3 separate regions of the Mus musculus genome follow, and all the other regions are linked to region 1. A link is a loop called in an ENCODE intact Hi-C map of the cell type or tissue named here. Cell type or tissue: heart. All regions are shown on one strand. Each heading gives the region's core, and the rest is flanking DNA. Links, peaks and the distances in the headings are about the cores only.

What was found. Peaks named below come from ENCODE experiments on the same cell type or tissue, not always from the same donor. Only the 100,000 strongest peaks of a DNase experiment are listed, where the experiment ranks them.
Region 2: a loop joins it to region 1, with 2.4 times the contacts of the local background. A loop is called at or near these places in 4 of 42 quality-filtered maps.
Region 3: a loop joins it to region 1, with 4 times the contacts of the local background. A loop is called at or near these places in 11 of 42 quality-filtered maps.

Annotation. Positions count from the first base shown.
Region 1 is chr14:61,435,987-61,444,156 of GRCm38, reverse strand. Kpna3 (karyopherin (importin) alpha 3) reads left to right here and starts at 4,210. Exons shown (of 17, transcript NM_008466.5): 1 at 4,210-4,434. The coding sequence starts at 4,366. In heart, for the core only: a CTCF peak has its summit at 5,393; a DNase peak (open chromatin) is centred at 4,086; H3K4me3 peaks cover 2,460 bases; H3K27ac peaks cover 1,513 bases.
Region 2 is chr14:61,168,646-61,176,815 of GRCm38, reverse strand. Sacs (sacsin) reads right to left here. Exons shown (of 10, transcript NM_015788.2): 3 at 3,368-3,518. Among named protein-coding and RNA genes, the nearest start is that of Sacs, 34 kb to the right of the region's middle. In heart, for the core only: a CTCF peak has its summit at 3,327; DNase peaks (open chromatin) are centred at 3,975 and 5,035; H3K4me3 peaks cover 1,981 bases; H3K27ac peaks cover 1,395 bases.
Region 3 is chr14:61,494,210-61,502,379 of GRCm38, reverse strand. 4930556J02Rik (RIKEN cDNA 4930556J02 gene) reads right to left here. Exons shown (of 3, transcript NR_045714.1): 3 at 1,998-2,277. Among named protein-coding and RNA genes, the nearest start is that of 4930556J02Rik, 5.6 kb to the right of the region's middle. In heart, for the core only: a CTCF peak has its summit at 3,984 (motif pointing right); a DNase peak (open chromatin) is centred at 3,979.

The DNA.
Region 1 (8,170 bases), core at 1,018-6,017:
AAGCTCCGCATGGTGGCACAATTTTAATCTCAGCACTAGGGAGACAATTCTTCAATCACGGTATCTTCATCTCAGGTGACTCTAGGTATGGCAAACTAGCAATAAAAACTAACCTGGATGGCATATGTCCTCTTGCTGCTCTCTTGATCTTTCCTTTCTTCCACAACAGTTTTGTGTCCTGGGTTTGGGGAGAAAATCCTGTCGACTTGAATATGAAAATGCACAAAAAGAGTAGCCGCGTCATCCCTCGGGGGATGGCAGGCCACCGATGAGTGACTTTAGTCGCTCTGTGAGCTTCATAGCAGGAGCTTTAGGTCACTCAGCACTTGCCCTGCTTGTTTGAGGGCGGAGGCTGTCATAGGGGTTGATTAAAGGATCTGCCCTTCTTGTGCCGCTGGCTGCTGGCATTCCTAACTAGAGTGCACTCTTCTTCCGGGGCTGCTCATTGAACACTTGCTCCACAATGCTCCCCCCCCCCCCCCCGCCTCAGCTTTTGATGCTGATCTGAAGGAATGCCTAAGTTGAAGTAGAACTTACATGGGTTTTATTTCTGAGCTGAACTGGGGGACAGTGGCATGAGTTTTGCCTCAGTGCTCTGAAGAATCAAATCTAGACAGCTGACAGATTCCCTCTTGTGTGAGTACAGACATTGCCAAACATGTTCCAGAATTAAATGTCAGGAATGATTTGGGAATCAAGAATCTTCAGGGTCAATTAATGGGCGTAAGCTTGGAATCTTGTCTCTCTGAGACAATTCATTTTTCTCTGATAGAAGAAATAAAAATATGTAGATATTAAATTATCATTCAATTTTAATTAACTCATTATTATTCTTAGCCTGACTCCAGACTCATTATCCTCCGGTCTCCACAACCAAAAAGCTAAAATTGCAGACCTGTACCACTATGCCCAATTTGTATGACATTTTAAACTTAGTGTGTTCCGTCCAGTAGGGTCTGCAGAGTACTGAGGGTCTGAAGATAAAGTTCAGGTCTAATTTGAATCTCAAAAGTTTAAAAAAGAGCCTGGCGTGGTGGTGCACGCCTTTAATCCCAGCTCTTGGGAGGCAGAGGCAGGTGGATTTCTGAGTTAGAGGCTAGCCTGGTCTACAGAGTAAGTTCCAGGTCAGCCAGGGCTATACAGAGAAACCCTGTCTTGAAAAACCAAAAAAAAAAAAAAAAAAAAAAAAAAGTTTTAAAAAGAATACCTTTTCTTTATATCTTCTTTAACAAGTTCACACATACAAACAATGTATCTTTATTGTAGCAACCTCCACCTCTCCCCTCTTACTCTCTCTGCAAGGACTCCAACACCTAACCCTGCTTTCTCTCTCTCTCTCTCTCTCTCTCTCTCTCTCTCTCCCTCTCCCCCTCTCTTGCTCCCCCCCTCTTCTTCCTCTTCCTCTCTTTAAAAAATCCATTTAATCCAATCAGCGCAGAAATAGCTATACAAATGTGTTCTTAATGAAATAAAACAGAAGCAGACATGGGAAGCAGAGAAACTGGGAAACACAGGAGCTAGGCGGCTGCTCTTCTGCCCCTTTCCCTCCTGGGACTCCCAGACAGTGAGATGCCATCTTCAGTTCAAGATGTGTCTTCCCTTCTCTGTACAGATCCTCACAGACACACTCAGAGGTGTGCCTTACGGATTTTCTAGGTGTTCTAAGTCCAGGCTAGTTGACAGTGAAGATTAAATGCCCACAGGGGACATTGTTCTCAGGCTGCTGACTGGGCCAGAATCCAGGTCTACACGGTGGCATTCTGAAACAGAACTTTAAGAAGTCAGGAAACTTAAATTTAAACCCTTTACAAGGAGGTACATTTGTCCGTCTGGAGTCACATTTTTATTCAAGTTTGTTAGCTTGTTCCATAGATTTTAAGTACTTCAACATGACTTTCGTTTGCTATCTTGCTTGGGGACTCACAAACATTAGAAGCCTGCACAGTTGGCATGTCAGAAAGGTCATCTTGCATAAGCCCTGAGATTCTTTCTCAAGCCTGCCACCCTTTTGGACTCATTACTCGTCTTTATCACTAGTTTCTTTTGGGAAAGAAGTGGGATGGAGGCAGCATCCATGCTGTTCTGTTTACCTGGGAATTCTAGCATTAGTGGGATGTCTTGAACTTAGGAAGCACTCGCTGAAAGGTCCTACTTGTGTGATGCTATGCTAAGAGAAGTGGCAGAGAGGATCAGGTGAGCCAACAAAGGAATACCTGCCAAATTATAATCGAAGTGGAGCAACAGCGAACATTTTTCTTTTAGTCAAGCAAGGCAATTAAGAGTGGCAAACAAAAAGTTCCACCACTGAACACTGAGCCATTATCCTTATGCCAAGTGACAGGTGAGGTTTTTTATGTACTTTTTTGTTTTGTTTTGTCTCCTTCAAATGAGTGGTCAGACCAGAATCACTGAGGGCTTGAAGTCCAGTGAAAAATGTGGACGAATTTTATTTTAAGAATGAAAGAAAAAGAAAGGAAAAGGGGGTGTGGTGTGGTGGGGTTGAAGTGGGTAAGGAGTACAATTAAAATAGTTAAAACAAACAAACAAACAAACAAAAAATAAAATAAAATACGGAGACTAAAATGCAGGTTTATGTTTTTTTTTTTTTGTTTTCGTTTTTTTTTTTCCCCGAGAAAACACTTCTGGCATTAGTAGACCATACTCCAGTAGGGCAAACATGGTCTAAATCCTTTTCTGTACTTATCAATTGACCATAACCAGCCACTCACAAAACACATTTGGGTGATAGCTTGGTCTTTCAGCTGCCAGCTCTTGACTTTCAGGTTCCTCTTCTTCTGAAGATTGTCTTAACTGAGTTCTTTATGGTATATTTCTACCAAACTCTGACCTGGCTTATTTTGATCGTATGTAGCATAACACTTCACATAAGCTTATATTGGCAGAAGATTCTTGTGGTGGTTTGAATAGGAATGGCCTCCTAGCCTCATGTGTTTGATTGCTTGGCCCATAGGGAGTGGCAGTATTAGGAGGAAATATGACACTATGGGGTGGGCATTGGGTCTCCTATGCTCAAGCTAGGTCCCTCCTGGGGCACAGTCCCTTTCTGCTGCCTGCGGACCAAGATGTAGAACTCGCAGCTCCTTCTCTAGCACTGTCTGCCTGCATACCTCCAAGCTTCCTGCCATGATGATAATAGACTGAACCTCTGAACTGTAAACCAGCTCCAATGAAATGTTTTCCTTTATAAGAGTTGCCATGATCATGGTGTCTCTTTACAGCAATAGAAACCCTAATTAAGACAATTCTGAAATGTAATAGTCTCAGATAATAATCAAATAAAGTCCACCTGCTGTAAAAACAAAAGCAAAACAAAAAACAAAACAACCAACCAACCCAAATCAACCAAAACCTGTTATTGTTCCAATGAGAAGCTAAAGGGAGATGGCAGTCTGGAGTCTGCAGCCCTAGGGTCTGATTAACTGCCTGAAGGTTACATTGTGTGTTAAGGTGGACTAAGGCATGGGGTCATAGAAAGGTAGGGCTGCCAAAGTGAAGGCTGCACAAGGATGCTTGGAGAAATCAGGGGATACTAGAACACATTTTCTTTTTTAATGAGAATTTACTAGTTACTGTTTTGATCTGACAGATTTTTGAGACCAACAATGTCTCTGTTCTCATTGAGTTTAATAGAGGTGCAAGAAGCAAGCATAAACACACACATCACACTCACATGTATTTGTGGAGTGGAAACAAGCGTGCTATTTATAAAACCGAAGCAGAGCAAAAGAACAGGGTTTGAGGGTGGCTGCTATTTGAGGAGACCCTAAAGAAGCCAAAAGCGCAAAGCACGCGTGGCCGTTCTTTTTCTAATTTTCCAAGCTGTAGGGAGCAAGGTGCGCCCCCGAAGCTCCGCCTCTCTCTCCCGATAGGCCGCAAGGTGCCATCTCCAGAGTTTCCCCGCCCACCACCCCGCCCAGAGGTGGGGCTTCGAGCCCGCGCTCAGAGAGCGCCGAGCCGAAAGCGCGCGCACAGCCCTCCCGGCATGCTTCTCGTCCTCTCACGGCGTGGCTCAGACCCGCGCCTGGCATGCTGGGAACTGTAGTTTCCGCCCTCCGCCCCGCTTCAGCGGTGGCGGTAAAAGCGACTAGGTCGGGCTCCATTTCTAGCACATGACTAGCGGCTGTGGGGAGGCCCTACGAAGGGGTGAGGGCAGGGTCACCGCGACAGCCGGCAGGCCAGCGCCCTGGCCTTCTCCGGCGCGCGCCTCTCCTCAGCGCCGCCCCCGCGCCGCGGCCACCTCGCGCTCCAGGCGTCACGGAGCGCGCGCTCCTCCCCCTTCGTCCCCTCCCGCTCGACTCGCCGCCGCCGCCGCAGGAGCAGACGCCTCCGGAGCCGCGCGCAGCCATGGCCGAGAACCCCGGCTTGGAGAACCACCGCATCAAGAGCTTCAAGAACAAGGGCCGCGATGTGGAGGCGAGTGTGCTCCGGGGCCGGCCGGGCCGGGCGGCTGGGAGGGGAGGGGCGGGGGCCGCGGCCGCTGGCTCTCGCCGGCTGGCGGTCAGTCGGAGTTGGCCGCCGCCTCGGGGCGCCGCGGCCCGGGCAGCAGCCGCCCTCTGAGCGACTAGCGCGGCACCTGGGACCACTGAGCGCTCGGCCCCGCTGCGCGGGCGCGGCCTGGCGTCGGAGGGGAAGGGATGTGGAGCCGAGGCGGGGTCCGCGGGCCGCGCGGGAGGACGGACCGGGATGCTGCCGGCCCGCGTGCCACCCGCACCGCCGGGGCCGGGCCGCGCCGCCGCTCGTGTCCGCAGCCGGTGCAGCCTCCCGCGCTGCCGCACATGGAGCCTCGGTCCCCGCGCTTACCTTGTGCGAGCCGGGCCCAGGCGGGCGGTGGCAGCCCTCAGAGGGGGGTGGGGACCAGCCGGGTAACTGACTTGTTTGAGGGTGGTGGATGGGGGAGGGTAGGATGCGCCAAGACCATTTTCTTATATTCCAGTGCGGTCCTTTGGACCAGTCTTCCCGAGCTGTTGCAGCTCATACCCCTGTGACTGCTGGCATTTAGAGCGAGCTAAAGGTGGACAATAGTTTACCATCTATTGTGTTGAAGCTTTGGGAAGGAGGTTGTGCAGACCTCTGATCTTGGGTTTTTTTTTTTGTTTGTTTGTTGTGTTTTGTTTTTTGTTTTTTTAAAGCTCGTCTTGGAGTCGAAGTGTGAATAATAGGAAAATAATTTCTTTCACCTGTTTTGCAGAAATAAATTGGATACATAAGATTCCTACGTCCTTGTATATACCACATGCCACCAAGCTAGTAGATTTTCCAAGTGGTTGCAAAACTGTAAACATTCATTGTGGTCACTCAGTTTGCTGCTACTCAGCATGTTGCCATTGTCTCATTAAGGTGACATTAGCAGCTACTATTTGCAAACTCTGCTTATTGAGGTAGCGCTAGAGGTCTCACTGCTCCTACTAAAACCAATGAAGTGTAATAGCACAAACTTCACTGGGACCCAACCTCTGGATTTGATGGGGGAAATAGTTTTAAGCCCATCCCCTTTTCTCTATTCTAATAGTAGGGAATATGATTTGTATAGTCCAATAGTTTTTGGTAAGAGGCTAGTTAGTAAATACAGGGTTTGGTTTGGCTAAGAAGCAGAGGAAGCTGGGCCATTTTTCAGGGCTACACAGTTAAGTGTGAATTGGAAAAAACCTGGGGGAATATCTGTGGAATTCCCACTTGAGTGAGACTATAGGCCTTCCATCTCTGTCCTGATCACGTGTAAGTTTCTTTTTGAAAATTACTTCCAAACAAAAGTGAAACCTAGCAAATGGAACAGCCATCAGTCTTTTTTTTTTTTTTTTTTTTGATAAGACTTAGTTTTGATCTCTTTTTACCAGTAATTTTTCTGTGTGTGTGTGTAGTCTCATCTCTCTTGCCTTTTGTTTGTTTTCTTTTTGAGACAGGGCCTTACTGCATGGCAGGCTGGTTAAGCACAGAGAATAAATCCTGCCTTGATCTCCCAAGTGCTGGGATTACAGGCATGGGCCACCACACCCTGGCCCACCAGTAATTTTTCTTGAGGCTTTTATTACTGTAAGCAAAAACTTGAATAGTTTATGTGGATACCGGTATTGCTTGTATATTCTTCCCTTCCTGAATGTTGGTGTAAGTTTTTGTCATGATTCACTTGAGTATTGTGTCCTGTTTGTTTACTGATACCTATAAGAACTTCTGCATGTAATAGACCCACAGCAGATAGTTGCTGCTTAGTAGAAGGTAACAAGTGGCTTGTGAATACAGGAAAAAGACAGTAGAGTTGCCAAGCCATTCTGTTTGATTTTATTGACAGCATTTCATTTCCAAGTCAGTACAACTAGGACATGAAATAGGCATTCAAATGGTCATTCTTTGTGGCAGACACAAAGAACTAAATATTGGTTTGCTATACCAAGAGTTTGATGCCTCATTTAATCCTTATGAGTTAAATGTGGCACTGTCCTTTACAAGAGAAAAAAATACTTTGATACAGAATTGCCATATTTCTGTAATGTGCTGGTCACATATGAGCATTCATTTGCCAAGTGACTGCTACAAGGAAAATAAGGCAGCATTCTCCTGAAGGCTGTGAGTAGAATGAGGGTTGCAGAGAGAGAGAGAGACCACTAAGATGTTCTGTTAAGAGTAACTTCATATGAGGGCTTTGAGTACAGAATGAAGCAGTGGATCTTACAGGAAGTATGCATCAAACTTGAGATGGACAGAAATACAGTCACAGGTGCGACAGAGGCATGATTACGTGAGGGGTGAATCTGAGTCTTCTAGATGGCCTCTGTCGGTCTGAGAATATGTATGCTGCGGCAAAGTGTCTCGGAAGGTTTTGCTTAGTAGGGGTATCTAAGAAATGTATTCAGAGCAAAGAGTGAGATGGTGTTCTGAGTAAACCATGGAAAAGGGTAAAGACAGAATGTATGGAGTTGGCCTGGTTGGATAGTGTTGCAAGAAGTGTTGTCTGTAAGAAGGGATTTTCCCAAAAATTAAGACTGGACATAATGGTTATAACTTGACTTAATGACTCTTCTCATCTCTTTTGCTCGTCCTCTTAATCCTCCTTCCTTCCTCATTTTTTTTTTTTTTTTTTTTTTTTTGTGTGTAAAGTTCACAGATGATAAAGTGAGCCTGCATGCACAGGTAGGAGTGGAGGAGCTAAATTATCATTGATAGTGATTGAAGCTTGGGTAAGGGAACCGGATTTTTATAGCCAACCTAGAAAGACAAGTGAAGAAGAAATGGGACTGATTTTTGTATCTCTGTACTAGACATTTTTCATGTAAGGCATTGATCCTGAAGCTTTTTCAAAAAGAAAGTTGCTTTTTTTTTTTTTTTTTTTTCTTTTTTGGTATAGAAATATTCTGCCTAGTGAATGATTCTAAAACAGACATTCAGGAAGCTGGAACCCAAGGTAACCTTGTCTTGCTTATGCACGTGGGTGTGCATAAACCTCAAGAATATGACTTTTTGTTTGTTTGTTTTTTCGGGACAGGGTTTTTTGTGTGGCCTTGGCTGTCCTGGAAGTCACTCTGTATGTAGCCCAGGCTAGCCTCTCTCACAGAGATCTGCTGGGATGAAAAGTGTGTGCCACCACTACCTAGCTAACTTTTTGTTTATTCATCCTTTTTTTTTTGGTGCATGTGGCACAGTATACTTAGGGAAGTCAGAGGACAGCTTACAGGAGTTGGTTGTTTCCTTTCTTGGGTAGGGGTCAAACTTAGGTTGCCAGGCTTGGTGGCAAGTGCGTTTACCCACTGAGCTATTTGGATGGCCTGGATAGGGCATATTTGTCAATAATTAATAACAACTAAGTAAAAAACTGTTCGTTTGAATGGGAATGACCCCCATAGACTTGTACATTTGAGTGGTTGCCCCCAGTTGGTGGAACTGTAGGAGGACTTGGAGGTGAGGCCTTGCTGGAGGAAGTTTGTAATTGTGTCACTGGGGTTGGGCTTTGAGGTTTAAAAGCCTGCACCAGGCCTAGTTACATTTTCTGCTTGCATTTTGTGAACTAGATGTGAGCTCTCAGCTACTATTATAGTGGTCGGCCAGCCTGCCTCTCTGTCTCTGCACTCTGGGCCATGATGATCATGATCTAGCCCTGAAACTGTAAGCAAGTCCCCAATTAAAAGCTTCCTTCTATAAATTGCTTTAGTCATGATGT
Region 2 (8,170 bases), core at 1,101-6,100, 270 kb after region 1:
CAGAAAATACAAAAGAAGGAAACCTATGACGTTTTCAGGTTTTAAAGAGAATCAACTACAAGAAACTAATACCTAAAATAAGTGTATTAACTGAGGTCAAACACTTAACAATCTGGTAGACTATAATCTCTGTTGCTATCTATCACAGGGCAGTGAGATGCCTAAAAAGCAAGCTGGCTGTAAGACATCCTCAGCAGCACTAGCTCTTATGGAGTGTGCCAAGATTTGGGGGTTTGTATAGGCTCTCTTCCCTTCTCTTCTGGATACTGCAACCAAGGAAAGAAAATGCACCTATTCCCCCCAGATGCAATGTACCTTCTATTCAAAGTGCCCGTCTCAATGTTTTGAAAACGAGTATCAAATCATTAGAAGCTTCGTCTCGCCAGCCAGCCTCATTCTCCCTTACAAACCTCGGAGATAGGCATTTCAATTACTACCAAACAGTGACTCTATTAAACAGTATGATAATATAACTGTTCAGCAGATCACCCAACACCTCTTTTTTTTTTTAAAAAATATCAATGACACAGGGAGATGCTCAAGAGTCAAAATCTGGGGGGTCGGGGAGGGACATGACACACTTGTGATGAATTAAAAGAGAAAAGCTAAATCTCCATCTACTATCTATTATCATCTGCCTCTCACACTAAACTATTCAGAATTTAATAATGTCAATCTAGAAAGTCCTAAGCAGCAGGGACTGAGAGGTAAAGAGGGGAAAGTCCGCCTGAGAAGAGAATGCCGACACCCTGTTTCTTCAGAGCATTAAATGAGGTGGTAGGTGAAGAGGCCACAGAGCACAGCGGCTGAAGCTCAGCAGGGTGTGGAGATCATAGAACAGGGCCCAGGAGCTCAGTGATGCTCTTCCCACACACTCCCCAGATACAGAAAGGGAGAACTGCTAAGCATCAGCCACGACCTATCTCTAGCCCTGACCTCTCTTTCTGAATCCATCTGCAGTTGTGAGCTGACTTTCAGTCCTTACAGTCACAGACCTTAGCAGTGACCAGACTTTCAAATGGGAAAGCAATTCTGACACATGAATTTGGCCCCAGTTACATGTACATGGTGGTGGCAAGCAGGATCTGGGTCACCCACTTCTCCGTTATATGCATTTTCCTAATTCCTTCTGTGTCTCACCATCAGCTGAACCACATCTAAAAGCAAACTGACTGCCACACTTGTTCCAGAATGAGCTGCCTCTGTCATCTGCTAAGAAACCCTTGCTCTCCTGGTCTGGTTCCAGGCTTGCAAACATGCCTATAAAGCCTTCTGCCTTAGTTTACTTCCTCGCTCCTTCCTTTAGGTCCATGTGGCACCAACTGCCACAATTCTGTCCTTTACAAAGTGCCCTGTATATCCCTTCATTTGCTTATTTGTAGTTTGTGGTGTTGGTGTTGGTGCTGTTGTTGTTGGTGGTGGTGGTGTGTGTGTGTGTGGTATGTGTGGTGTGTGTGTGGTGTGTGGTATGTGTGTGCATGCATGGTGTGTATGTATGGTATGTTTGTAGTATGTGTGGTATGTGTTTGTATGTATATGTGTGTGTTGTGTCTGATATGTGTGTGTGGTGTGTGTATGTGTGTGTGGTGTGTGTATGTGTGTGGTGTCTGTGCATGTGTGGTGTGTATGTATGGTATGTGTGTAGTGTGTGTGGATTGTGTATATGTATATGTGTGTTGTATCTGATATGCGTGCATATGTGTGGTGTGTGCATGGTATGTGTATGTGTATATCTGGTGTGTGTATGTGTGTGGTTATGTGTGTGTGTTATGTATGTATGTATATGTGTGGTGTATGTGTGTATTGTGTCTGATATGTGTGTGTGGTTGTGTGGTTGTGTGTGTGTGTGGTGTGCATACTGTGTTATGGGTATATGATGAGGGCACACCTGTGAAGGTCAGAGAACAAGTCTTAGAGAAGGCTTTCTCCTTCCACTGTCACGTGGGCTCCAGCATTAAGTTCAATTGCCAGGCTGGCACAGCACTGAGCCTTCTCACGTCCCCATGCTTTCAATTTCACCTTCACAGCCATAGTCTCATGACCTCAGACCAGATCAGTGATGGGCCTGGATCTCTTTCACCTCCCAACCACCCAATCCAAACAATATGACCACTTCAACCACCCCAAATCTGAGTCCTGCACAGGCACCTGTAAGAAACTATTCCAGTGTCAAGAGCTACAACTGAGTCATGTTACCATATGCATTTAGGGAACACGACAACAAAGTAGACCCAGGAGTAAAGTGGGAATAGACACAGAAGAGCAAACCCATAAAGGCGGGTAAGAATGAAGGTGTCACAGACAAAGAAAGCAATAACAGTGTGTTCCTCTGCAGGTCTGCCTCAACTCCTGGGGCAAGCCAATGTCTTCGAGTCAGCAAACACCCCTGGGGAATATGATAAGAAATGACCCGTCTGTAGAGGTGCCTGAGAGCAGGTCACCAGAGATCTGTCTAATGTGCAGGAAACCAGAAAAGCTACCCAGTGGATAAAAAGCCAGGACCACCCTGGAGGGCTCTGAATTAAGCAGTATGGAAACCCAACTAGAAACGCCATCCATGACACTCAAGTAACTCCTGTGATTTTATTTGACTTTTTAAGGCCTGGAAACGATGATGTTTATCACATAAGAAAGGAAAGATACTAAAATTAGAGAACAGGATCATTCCCAATAAAGCTTAAGCTTCCCTTTCAAGAAAACTGTAGCGTCTGCCCCATCATTTAAGAATACAATTGAACATGTAAAAATGTTCTCATTTTCCTAAGTATTGGTAGACTAAGCCGTTCATTAGCACTTCAGAAGTTTCAGGTTTTCTCCTCAAAATAACATTTTGGGGATTAAGTTATGTCTGAAGACCCTTTTCAGTTGTAAATTTCTGTGATTCAAAGAAATTAGTGTAGAGAATTTGCTTAGCACATGCAAAGCCATAGGTCTCAGTCCCAGGACCACAAAGAGAGTGGGAAGGGCTCCAGAATTGGCTATTTTAAAAACACCATTCTTGTTAAACTTAGAAACTGAAAAATATAAATGATGGTCCCGTTCTATCAATGGTGATGTCTGTGAATTTTAAAAACTCCCTGGTTCACAATGCCCATCAAAATACGTGTCTTCGTTTTAGGCAGTTAAGATTCACAAATGTGGAAATTGTAAGTGCAAAAGAAAAAAAAAGTCAAAAAACAAAACAAAACAAAAACAAACCAAAACCTACAACCCACAACCACGCTCCAGCCATTCTGCTCCAACTCTTTACAAAGCTCTATTGACTCATCTGAGCATCAGTCTTCCGTGACAGACAGGAGCCGGTGAATTTCCTGCCGCCAGTAGGCGACTGCGCCCATCTAAGAAGGCAGGCCTGGCGCTGACCTACCTCCCTGTCTCCGCGCCACAGTCGCTGCTCCGCCACCGGAAAGCTGGTCTCAGCGAAGATGCGCTCCTTGAGGTCCCGCCCGGTAGCGGTCGCCGGCACCGCCACGGTCCTGCAGCCCACGCAGCCGCGGAGCACGGTCACGCGGACCCACCTGCGACAGGCAAAGGGACGGACGGTCAGCTGGGTTCGCGCGCGGCCGGGCGGCACCACCCTCCCGCCCGGGGTCTCGTCACCTGTCCCCCATGGCGGGCTCCCCAGGCCTCCTCCTCACGCCCAGCCCTGCCGCTCCGAGAGGTCCGCCACTGGCCCTGAGGCGGGGATCCTCATGGCAGAGGCCTGTACCGCCGCAGCGCTCTGCCGCAGCCCGCAGAAGGGCAGAGGAAGGCGCCGCTGCGGAGGAGGAGCGAGCCCTAGCGCGCCGCGCGCTCGGGGCTGCAAAGGGCCATGTAGGCGTCGCCCGCAGGCATGCGCAGCCCTGGGACCGTTATCTGCGGAGCAGCCCTTCCGCGTAGCCACGCCTTCTTAGACGCGCCCTAAGGGCCGCTACTGTTCTTGGAGGAGCCTCAGGCCCCGCCTCGGCTCCGCCCCTCTCGTGGATGGCAAAGGACGGACCCGCCCCCTTCTTAGGCCACGCCTTCCTCTGACACACCCCGCACACTGCGGTTGTTCTGAGGAGACTCACGTCCCGCCTCGACCCCGCCCCGTTCCCCCGTGCAGCTAAGGACCGCCCTGCGCCGGTCTCCAAGCCACGCCCCTCCCAGGAGCGCCCTTCGATTGCAAGGATGCTTGGGACCGGCTTTTGCCACCCCTTCTCTCCCAGTCTATTCACTAAGGAGCAGCTCCAGTGGCTCTCTCCAGGCCACACCTCTCCCGAGCCCTCCACTCAGAAGTGACTGCTGAAGAGCAGCCTGGCCCTAACCTAACCCAACTATACTAAGCAGCCGCACAACCCCACATGCTACACCCAGGTACCTCCTTCCACTTAACTTCTCACAGATCCTGATGAAAATAGAAAAACCAAACCCCTCATCTATTACAGCCACGCAAAAGCTACTTGGTGTAATAGTAAACGCCTGATTGTTATTTGAAATATTCTCATGTACTAAAAACTCCATTTTAGAGTTAACCCTTTTAAAATGATATTAATTACCACTTCTCTTGGCTCCCTTCCATATAGTCAGGATTCATCATTAGGAGTAAAAACTACCCCGAGAGCTCCTTAGAAGACCATAATGTTAGTCAAGCTTTCCTTTCGCTGTTGGAACGGGTCAGTTTCATCAATTAGAGAAAAATACTGAAACTCAGTATAACGATCCTGCCTAGAAACCCCGATAGACAAATACTTGATTTTTAAATTAGATAAGCCTATACAAGTGAATGCATTGGGATATCAACAAATAGGAAAAAATATTGATTTTGTCTATCAAGTGAGATTCCCCCCATTCCAAGCCCCTCCCAAACACCATGCCTAGCACCTGTAATGTGACATGTACCACCCAGACCCCAAGACAAATCTTCAGGTTAAATGTCTTCAGAGTTCAGAATGCATCCCTCTTCCTCTGTCTTCCTATAAGATCTTTCTCTGGGCACCAAGCAGGATGTTGTAACAATAGAACCTAGGCATGGAGTGGAAGCCCTGACAGGAAGGACTGACCTCAGCCATCAGGCATGCCACAAGAGAAGCAGAGTCAGCCCACAAGGAGGCTGATCAGAGGCAGCTTTGAACCTCTAGAGCAGAATGCCTTTGGGATACATCACACAATGTCATTACTCATGGGAAATGCAGATCAGAACTCAGGAGAGATGCCAGAGCTAGTGGCATCCTAGGCCGAGGAGTCACTAGCTTCTTCAGATAATAGTCATAAAATCTACTGAAGCTACTGTATCCCAACTGGATACACCCCTGAATGACAAGGACACCCAAAGAGTGAGACAACGTATCCTAAGCAACTGTTTGGGTAGGCCTGGTTGCAATTTTACCAGCTAGAGTTCTGGACATGTACTTGCTGGTGGTTGCACAATATCATGACTGTGATGCCATGGAACTGCACGATTCAAAAGGACTCTGAAGGTAAATCTTATCCTATGTGTACCACCGTATTAAAATATGTTCTCCATTTTGTTTGCTGAGACAAAGCACAAGGCGGTTCTGAAGTGTCAGGATTTTTCTGCCTCTGCCTCCTTAAGTGCTAGGATAGGCTACATGGTCATGTATTCAGCTGTTTTTCCCCTTTCTTGTTCAATATTTTTAGGTAGCACAGAAACTCTAAAGAAGTTGATAAGAACAGCTGTCAAGGTTTGGAGCCAGAGACATGAAAGGCAGGCAGCAGGGCAGTGACCACATGTCATATCACAATGATACATTTCCTGTTACATATTGACTGGCAGGCAGCAATAAGATTCAAAAGACTGCAAAGGTAAACTTGAACAGCTAGCAGATGACTAGGACAAAGTAGCAAAATAGCAACAGGATAGTCATTAGTCTATCAGTGTGTGTGTTGGGGGGGGGGGAGTTGGTCTACTTTTTGTATGCACAAGGGACTTATTATTTTTGTTTGTTTGTTTGAGACAGAGTCTCACCATGTATCCCTGGCTGGCCTAGAATTCACTACATAAACCTAGATGGCTTTGAATTCATAGAGACCCCTTTGCCTCTTCCCCCTGAGTACTGGCATTAAAGGTATGTGCCACCACACCTTGCAAAGATAAATGGCATGACTATTTTGACAGAAGCCATCAATAAATAGATGAGTCCAGAGAACTAGGAATCCGGGGCTGGGAAGATGGGTCAGTGGGTAAAATGCTTGCCATGTATTCGAGAATCTGAATTAAGATTCCCCACCCTTGCATATAAAAAGCTGAGCCTGGTGTCTGTAATTGGGAAGGAGTGGAACTAGACAGATCTCTGAGGTTACCGGCCAGCCAGTCTAGCCAATAAGTGGTCTCCATGTTCAGTGCAGAGACCTTTTCTCAAAATATATGAAGAAATAAAGGATGAAAACAAGCCACATAAGCTTGCAGCCTCTACACTCACCTATGCACACACATGGACATGGGCAATGCATATTCTACTGAGGGGCACTCCATCTTTAGTGAAGATCTTTATGAATCTGAAGGGAAAAGTGATTTTCACAAGTTGAAAATCGCGCAGCTTGGAAACAATAAAGGCAGGCCTGGCTCCACCCTGCAAGCTCCTCCCAGGCAGGAGAGATGGCACTAGTGGGGATCATGGAAATATGCATTGTAACAAGCAATAAAAGTAAATAAAGCTGCTGATTTTATGCTTACATTACAAAGAAGGGAGAGAAACAATAAGCAAGTAGATGAGGGATAGACGATCCCTCCCTGTAAAGTCAGGTAGCAGGACACACCATTTAAAGGCCATCCACAATGAAGGAAGTGTTCCACCCTCAGAGCAAATGTTAATTAGAGGCTTGAAGAAAATGAAGTGGAGCTTACATAGCTCCATGCATTGAAGAAAGGGACCCGGAGTCAACATATATGACATCTGCTTTCACATTCACATTGTAAGAAACAGGAAGAAGAGATGAGAAAGGAAGAAAGGAAGAAAGAGAAAGAAAGAAAGAAAGAAAGAAAGAAAGAAAGAAAGAAAGAAAGAAAGAAAGAAAGAAAGAAAGGATAAAGTGAGGGGATATGAGGAAGTACAGAAGGAGGGAGAAGGAGGAGGAGGAAGGAAAGATAAAGGAAGAGGAAGGGAAGAGAAAAGGAAAAGAGGATAAGGAGGGAAGAGGAACAGGGTGAGAGAGAAAGGAGGGGGAAAGGGGGAAGAAGGGGGCTTAAATGGAGGGGAGAAAGGGTGGAAATAGCAAAGAAAATGCAGAAGAAAAGAGGGATAGAGAGGAAAGAAGAGAATGGATGGGGAAGGGGAGGAGAGAATGAAGAAAGGAGGAAGAAAGGATAAGAGGTAATGAAAGAGAAGAGAACAAGGAAGGGAGAAACAGGGAAGGAAGAGAAGGATGATGAAGGAAAGGGGGGCTGTGGGAGGGAGAGGAGGAGGAAAGTGAGAAGGAAGGGAGAGGAGGATGAAAGGGGGAAGAGGAGGAAGTGGGGAGGAAAAGAGAGGGCGAAGAGGAGGAACATCATGGAGGGGAGCAAGGCAGCAAGTAGGCATGGCACAGGTAGCTGAGTGCCCACATCTGACCCACAAGCAGGAGGTAGGAGGGCTTGGAGCATGGTAAGAGTGGGGCACAGAGAGAGACTAAAGTCTGGCACAGGCTTTTAAAACCTCAAAGCCTACCTACCCCCCAGTGACACACTTTTTCCAACAAGCCACACCTCCTAACCCTCCCTGTGCTGGCTAGTCTTGTGCCAGCTGACACACAAACTGGGATTAGCTTGAAAGAGGGAAACTTAATTGAGAAAATGCCTCCATAAGATCTGGCTATAAGGTATTTTCTTGATTGGTGATTGATGGGGAGGGCCCAGCCTATTGTAGGTGGTGCTATTTCTGGGCTGTGGTCCTGGGTTCTATAAGGAAGCAGGCCAAACAAACCAGGGAAAGCAAGCCAGCAAGCAGCACCTCTCCATGGCCTCTGCATCAGCTCCTGCCTCCAGGTTTCTGCTCTGCCTGAGTTCCAGTTGCGGATGAACTTCCCAATGACTTCCTTTGGGGATGAGCAGTGATGCAGAAGTGTAAGCCAAATAGACCCTTTCCTCCCTGTCTTAGGGTTTTCATTGCTATGAAGAGACACCATAGCCAGGTCAACTATATGTGGACAACATGTAATTGGGGCTGGCTTACAGGTTCAGAGATTCAGTTCATTATCAAGGCGGGAACATGGC
Region 3 (8,170 bases), core at 1,922-6,921, 57 kb before region 1:
GCCAACTTGATTATGCTAAATGATCTTTTTGATGTAATCTTGAATTAGACTTGTATAATCCTTTCTTTAAATTGATAGCTAAGCCTTCCCCTAACAAGTACAAAGCTTTAATGTATACTCACGTCTTTGTATTTAATCTCCAGTGTACCCACTATTGCTATACAACTGACATGGATCCTCTTTTTTCTTTCAGATTTGCTATTCTAGGTCAAACCAATTTTGACGATATATTTGATCATCCCACTTCATACCCCCACCCTTAGTACAGTCTGTCATTCAAAACACTTCCCAATACAGCCTCTGTACAGTATGTGTTTAAGAACTTCCACATCTGGGGTATTTTGTATCATGCCCATGTTTTGAAAGTAAAAAAAGATATAAAGATAGAGGCTGGCGGTGCTAATTTCGTCTTTAATATTTTGAAAATCCGAATCAGTTGTTGTCTTAAATCAACACAACCTGGGAGCTGTGACAATGGATCAGCTGGTAAAGTGCCTGCCACGAGAGCACAAGTTCAGACTCTCAGAACCCACGGTAAAAAAAAAAAAAAAAAAAAAAAAAAAAAAAAAAACAGACATGGTGGTGAGTTCCTGCATATCCAGCCTTGGGGGTTGCACAGAGATAGGAAGATGCTGGCAGTTCCCTCATCAGCCAAACTATCTGAATAAGTAGTCTCCAGTTTCAGAGAGAGACATTGACTCAGAAAATAGATATAGAGCAAAGAGGAAACCCAACATCAACCTCTGACCTCTACACAGCCACACATGTGCGTGCACATATACTCAAATATATGTGCACACATGAATGCATACAAAAGTCCAACCTCATGAATGATCAGAGATGTGCAAATAAAGTACCTTGAGGTCCCCTCTCATTCAGTCAGCATGACAGTCATTAGGAAATGCAGGACAGATGCTGATAAAATGTAAACAGAAAGGAAGCCTTAGACACGGCCTCAGGCAACAGCCAAGCCATTGTGGAAATCATGGAAGTTCCCAAAAATCCAACCTATATGGTGCAGCCATGGCCAAAGATCTCAGAGTTAGCACTTCATGTACCGTCTCCTTGCATGCCAGTGTTGACTGCAGCACCATGCCTAACAGCTGGGCTCTGGAACCAACTGGTGCCCCACAACAGAGGAACTGATATAAAGTGAATGTGGAGAATGGAGTTACATTGTTTCAGGCAAGTGGGTACACCTGGAGGTCATCCTGTTACATGAATCCTAGCCCTTCTGAGGAACTCAAGTATGGAATGTGTCTTCTGGTTTGTAGTTCTTAGATTTTATGTCCGTATATAAAATCACATGCATATATGACACGGAAGTAGAAGGAAAACAAAAGGACACAGGGTGGGCACTATTGGGAGGAAGAGGGCAGAGAAGACAAGTGGGGAATACAGTCGCTGTATAATACAGGCAGGTGTGAAGGTGCTCTCACGTGGGGCAGTGCTGTGTACAATGAATAAATAATTACAGTTAAGAATCAGTTCCTGGCGGGCGATGGTGGCGCACGCCTTTAATCCCAGCACTTGGGAAGCAGAGGCAGGCGGATTTCTGAGTTCGAGGCCAGCCTGGTCTACAAAGTGAGTTCCAGGACAGCCAGGGCTACACAGAGAAACCCTGTCTTGAAGAAAAAAAACCAAAAACCAAAGAATCAGTTCCTATTGGTCTGACTTCTGTGCTCTTTTTGTCCTCTTCCCTTTCTCTTCTCAATCTTTCAGAATTTTCTCCTTTGGAATCTTAATTCCCCCCGCTTTGCATGCAGGCACATGGCACACGGGTAATCTCTGTACTTTGGAGACTGAGGTAGGGAGGTTGGTTGTGAATTTGAGGCCAGCCTGGGTGAAGGCGCCAGTCACCAAGCTTCAGAGCATAATCTGGAGCCACAGGACCCACATGGTGGAAGGAACAATCTGACCCCTGACCTCCCCACACTCACAGTGGCATCCAACCCCCCCCCCCAGATAAACCAATAAATAAACAAGCAGAGAATAGTCCTGGAGCAGATTATTCCTTGTTTCTTCTACAGCCTTTCTGATCTCTCACCGTTCTATAACAACAGAAATTTTTCTTCAAGAATTTCTCTTAATTTGAATTCTTCTAGTCTTTCTAGGAGGGTCATAGATGGGCGGGTAGGCAACAAAGGCAGATGTCAGCCAAGACACGAACTCACTGTTCCTTCTGCCTCACATAAAAGTAGGCTCAGAACCTCACTGTGTCTTGCTTACAAGGCATGCGACCCAAGAAGGCTGACAGCAGTGTTCTTCTCCCAAGGTCTGTGGATAAGGAGAAGAAATAATCAGACGATTGATCATCACCTCAAGCACAACCATCGAGTGTACAGTTGTGGAGCTGGTTTGATGTCCCTGTTCAGTTTTGCTGGAGTGTTATTGTTGTTGTTGTTGTTGTTGTTTTGAGACAGGGTCTCTCTCTCTCTGTAGCCTTATGTAAGTTGATGGTGAGTTACACATCCCTTGGTACTGGTTGTACAGTCTTCCCCTCCAGTGGATGCCAGGACATCTCTTCTGCCCTGAGCATCTTTTCCAGGCATCTCCTTGGCCATACTCCTCCCAACCCCTGCTGTTTCTTTCCATGCAGGTCTTTCCCCATTTGTCTTCTGTAAACACTTTTTTTCTGCTGAGTGTTGTCCTAAGTTCTCTGATTCTGACTAATGTAAGAACAGGTATGCTAGAATTTAAAAAAGGGGGGAAGGGTCCAGGGTGGTGGTACAATGCTTTTAATTCCAGAGCTGGGGGTGGGGCCAGAGGCAGATCTCTGTTAGTGTAAAGCCAGCTTGGTCTATATAGCAAGTTCCAGGCCTGGCAAGGCTCAACATAGAGAAAGCCTGTCTCAAAAAACAACAATGAAACCTGAAACAAAAAAGAAGTGTGTAGAACTGGATCCAGGTGTGGCACTCAAGACAGATGTGGTCTCCTTTCCTTGGTCTACATGACAGGAAGACATGTCTTCCTGGGTTGTGGAGGCCACTACACCACGAGATTCTTTTCTTTTTTTAATTAGGTATTTTCCTCATTTACATTTCCAATGCTATCCCAAAAGTCCCCCATATCCTCCCCATTACCCACCCACTTCCACTTTTTGGCTCTGGCGTTCCCCTGTACTGGGGCATATAAAGTTTGCAAGTCCAATGGGCCTCTCTTTCCAGTGATGGCCAACCAGGCCATCTTTTGATACATATGCAGCTAGAGTCAAGAGCTCCGGGGTACTGGTTAGTTCATAATGTTGTTCCACCTATAGGGTTGCAGATCCCTTTAGCTCCTTGGGTACTTTCTCTAGCTCCTCCATTGGGGGCCCTGTGATCCATCCAATAGCTGACTGTGAGCATCCACTTCTGTGTTGAGAGCAACTTTTCTAAACTGCTAGTTTTAATGTTGACTCCGGGTCACCAAACGAGGAACTTGTAACCACGAGTTGTCTTTGTTTGTTTTGTTTTTGTTTTTGAAACAGAGTCTCACTATGTAGCCCTGGGTGAAGCCTCTGTATGTAGACCAGCATGGCCTTGAACTCACATAGATACTCCTGCCTCCGATGTCTGGGGTTAAAGTCAAGCACCACCACACCTAGCACTGTTGGGCTGGAGAGATAGATTCAGCCTATAAAATAGTTGCCATGTAAGAGTATGAGGAGTGAGAACACTTTCAAAAGCTGGGTGAGGGGTTTCTCAGAGTCTCCTCGTGGAGACCTACACACAGTAGATTGGATACTCAGGAAATGTGGGCTAAACAAATAAGTTTTTTTTATTTTTTTTCAGGATAGCCAATGATGGTCAGTTCAGCAGCCTGAGGATCTGCGAATGGCGACAGGATCTTCGCTGCCCCCCCCCCCCAAAGGATGTCAAAGGCTTTACAGGATCTAAGTAGCCCCATTTTCCAAGCTGTTCACTAGCCTACGGTGCACTGAAACTTTCTAGTAGGCCTGGTCTAGGAAGCAGCCGGTTCCCGTGACCGGCCTCTAGGGGGCGCGCTAGCCCCAGCCCGCGCCTGCACTGTTATCTGTAGGGTGAAGCAATATAGTCACTGCCTCCAGTTTCTGCGCCCTCTGTTTCTAGAGCAGAAGGCTGTATCTTCTAAGTCCTGTTCTTCTTACCCAACGGAGTAAATGCAGGCTCATTTTAAGTAGTTGGCCTAGAGAGACACAGCTAGAGGGAATTAACCATCTGGTAGCTAAAGTGTGCAGCCTGCTGAGCAACCAAGCGGCTTTAGTCCAAGCTAAGCCAGAGCAGCCTCACCGGGTCACCTACGGGGCCAGACACAGTTCTCCTAAAGACCTAGAAAAACTACTTTATTGATTAAGTAATCCCAGGACCTCGTATATGCTAAACCCATAGTTTACCCCAACTCTCAAGAAAGGACTTTCAATATTCCCAACGTAAAGATATGACAAATGTTTCAGGTGACGGGCATGCTAACATGATCTGCCCAGTGCAGGCTTTTATCCAGCTATTACGACATTGTACTAGGCTGGGAAGACAGCTCAGAGAAAAGCGGCTTGCTGCCCACCTGCCGACCTGAGTTGTATCTTTAGAATCTTGACAGTGGAAGGAAAAAGGCTCCTATCAGTCCTCCTCTGCCACCGGCACACCACATCCACACAACAAATAAATGCAGCTTTAAAAAACCACACTGCCCCAGTACAGGGGAACGCTAGGGCCAAAAAGGGGGAGTGGGTGGGTAGGGGAGTGGGGGTGGGTGGCTATGGGGGACTTTTGGTATAGCATTGGAAATGTAAATGAGCTAAATACCTAATAAAAAATGGAAAATTAAAAAAAAATAAAAAAAATAAAAATAAAAAACCACACTGTTCAATTATATATCAATTAAAAATAAAAATTCAGGGGCTGGAGAGATGGCTCAGCAGTTAAAAGCACTGGCTGCTCTTCCAGAGCACCCAGGTTCAATGCCCAGCACCGTCGTGGCAGCTCACACGTGTTAGTTAATCTAGTTCCAGGGGATCTGATACCCTCACACAGACATACATGCAGGCAAAAAAACTAATGCGTGCAAAATAAAAAAAATCCTTAAAAAATTAAAATTAAAAATGCCAGTCATATCGACAACACGTCTTACGTAGTGCTCTATTGCTGTGAGGAAACACCATGACAAAGGCAACTTATAGGAGAAAGTATTTACTTAGAGAGAACTCCTAACAATTTCAGAGAGTTAGTCTATGACCACCAAGGCCAGGAGCTTGGAGGCAGACAGACAGGGTGCTGGAGCAGTAGCCGGGACCCCACATCTGATTCCCGAGTTTCAGGCAGAGAGAGAACATTAGGACTGCCCTGCTTTTCCGGTTTGTTTGTTTGTTTGTTTGTTTGTTTAAACCTAAAGCCCACCCCTCAGTGACACACATCCCCCAACAATGCCACATTTCCTATTCCTTTGCAAACAGTACCACTAGCTGGGGAGCAAGCATTCAAATAGATGAGCCTAAGAAGGCCATTCTCATTCAAACCACCACATCACTGGCAAAGTCTGCCTGTTTGCTGAGGAGTTAAAAGTTTTCCTCCAAGACCGGAGCTTCTGTCACTGAATTAGCTAGTATTCGGAGGCCAAGTAACATTTTCCACCTTCTCCTCCTCTTCTTCCTCCTCCTCCTCATTCCCTACCTCCACCCATACACCCCACCAACACATCAGAGTCAGGGTAACCTCACGTCGTGCTGTGGAGAGGTAGACCTACCTCCCTCTCCCCCCACCCCCAAGCTGCCACCAAGACCCAAAGCCCCGCAGAGTTTCCCTCACAGGGAGCAGCAGGCAGTGCTTATCAGGAATAGGCTTTGGTGGCCAGCCTGATCTACAGAGTGAGTTCCAGGACAGCCAGGGCTATACAGAGAAACCCTGTCTCGAAAAAACAAACAAACAAACAAACAAACAAACAAAAAGGAATAGGCTTTAAGGAGCACCGTGCTCATGCAGAGCCTGCCAATGCTTTTGGGGAACTTATGTGGTTTGCGGCAAGTTTTGCTGGTGGTGGTTTTGTTTTGTTTTGTGAGGTGAGGTGAGGTGAGGTGAGGTGAGGTGAGGTGAGGTGAGGTGAGGTGAGGTGAGGTGAGGTGAGGTGAGGGTACTGAAATAGGGTCTCACTAAGTAGCCTGAGCTGGCCTCAAACTCACAATGATCTTCCTGCCTCTTCTTCCCAAGTGCTAAGGTGACAGGTACGGGTCACCACACCCAGCTGTGTGAAGAGGTTCTGTGAAGAAGGATCAGAACACTTCTAACGGGGCAAGGGCTCAGGTCCTCTGAACAGGCCCAGTCCTGGGCCCCGGGGCAGAAGTGTTGAGCCTCTGCTTTGTAAAATCAAAATCACCCACTACTTTCTGGCTCTGCTGGTCTCTTGTCTCAAAGATCATCAGTTCTATCGCCTTGGAATGTCTCTACTATCTCTCCCGTCAGCAACAAAGTTTACAGACATAATGATGTTCATGTGCAAGTAGACTCTCCTGAGACTTCTGGGGGAGAGCCCCAGGGCTGGGCTAGCCTCTGAGCTCCCGTTGTATAGGGTAAGGGACAGACAGAGCTTCCTGCTTCTTAGGTCTTTTCAGGACCTATTCTCATAGCTTGTGGGAAGACGGCCCTCGCCAAAGGCTCAGTAAATATTAGTGTTGTGGAGGCTCAGGGTCTCTTGAAAGGTATTTGGAGATAAAACTGTGAAGGAGCAAAAATGTCTGAGAAGAGTTCTCAGGCCTTGGTCTAACTGGCTGGAGCCAGTCCTTAGCTTGGCAAGAGGTCTCCATGTCCTTGTCCCAGTTCTTAAGCTCTTTACTCTAAGCTGGGCATCCTAGCCTTGTCTGTCACAGTTGCTTGTGAAAGATCCTGGCAGAATGTAAAAGGACACAGAAGCCCTGAAATTGGCAAGATAGACGTCAGTGTTAGCAGAACTAGCTTCACTGATTTAGAAAAATAGAGGTGCACAATGCTCTGGCCACTCCTTGAACCTGTGTGTCTGCCAATGTTCTGACCAGGTGTGTGCCCATTGCTGCACCTTCATTAGACTCTTTCCTTGTACCCCTCCCATACCCATTTCTTGAGAATAGACATTGTTTAGATCTGGAAATCCCCTAATCTCCCCCTTCTCCTTTCCCCCCTGAGGGCCTATAAAAACTGGGAACTCTTTCCTCTCGAGGTCGACTCCTCTACCCCTGCGTGGGATATGAGTTGTCCCCAGAGCTCTGGCTTTCCCGAATAAAGCCTCATGTGGTTTGCAACAAGCTCGGTCTGTCGTGAGTTCTTGGGTGTCCGCTATTGTCCTGAGGCCTGAGCGAGGGGCTCCTCTCGGAGTCTTTCACTTGCAGGAGCAGAGACCACAGTATCAGCAGCAGATGACACCGAGTCAGGGGCTGTCCCTGCTGTCCCCTAGCTCTGTGCCTGTGGATAAACCCTCTGGCTCCTAAGTATTGTTCTCCTGATTGGGGAAATGAGGCCAGAGATCTCCCTCTGGGACTTGTGAGAGAGTAGCTATGGAACACCCGTGTGTGGTGTGTGAGAAAAATGCTGGGGTTTTCTTTTGTGAAAAGTATTACTTCACAAGAGGTACTTGTGGTTTTGTGGACACAGGGTCCAGTTAAGGGCGAGATCTCATCTGGCAAATTTCAAGTCGGACTGGAGAGAAGAATGCTTGGGAGGGCAATTCGCCTTTCTGCAGCAGTCGATTATAGCCAGCAGACAGCTATCAATGGGGGAAAAGCAGTTTTCCCTGGTCGGTGGTTTTTTTGTATTTTTATTTTATTTTATTTTATTTTTTATTTATTTATTTTTTAATGAGTTGGGGTTGGGATCCGGCTGCGTAGAATTTGTAATCTCAGCCTACCAAGGGCTGGAATTTCTCATATGCCTTGTCACCAGTGGGAAAGGAGTTTGAGACAGGAAGAGCTCTTAGACTGTCTCAAATACTGGCTGATTGAGGACAAAAGATGCCTCTGACTCTCTGTGGCTCATTTGACTCTGGAAGTATTTAAATCCCATTTTACCTTTATAAACTGCCATTTGCCTGTGGACCACATGGGTCTTCTCTCTATCCTAAGGCAGTCCCTCTAGGACAAATACTCCTGCCCCCTCTCCCTGTCCCCTTCTCTCTCATCTTCTATTTCCTGTTTGTCTCTTCTTCCCTGCCCTTTGCCCCTCCAGGGCAAATCCTTTAAGGTATGTGCTGA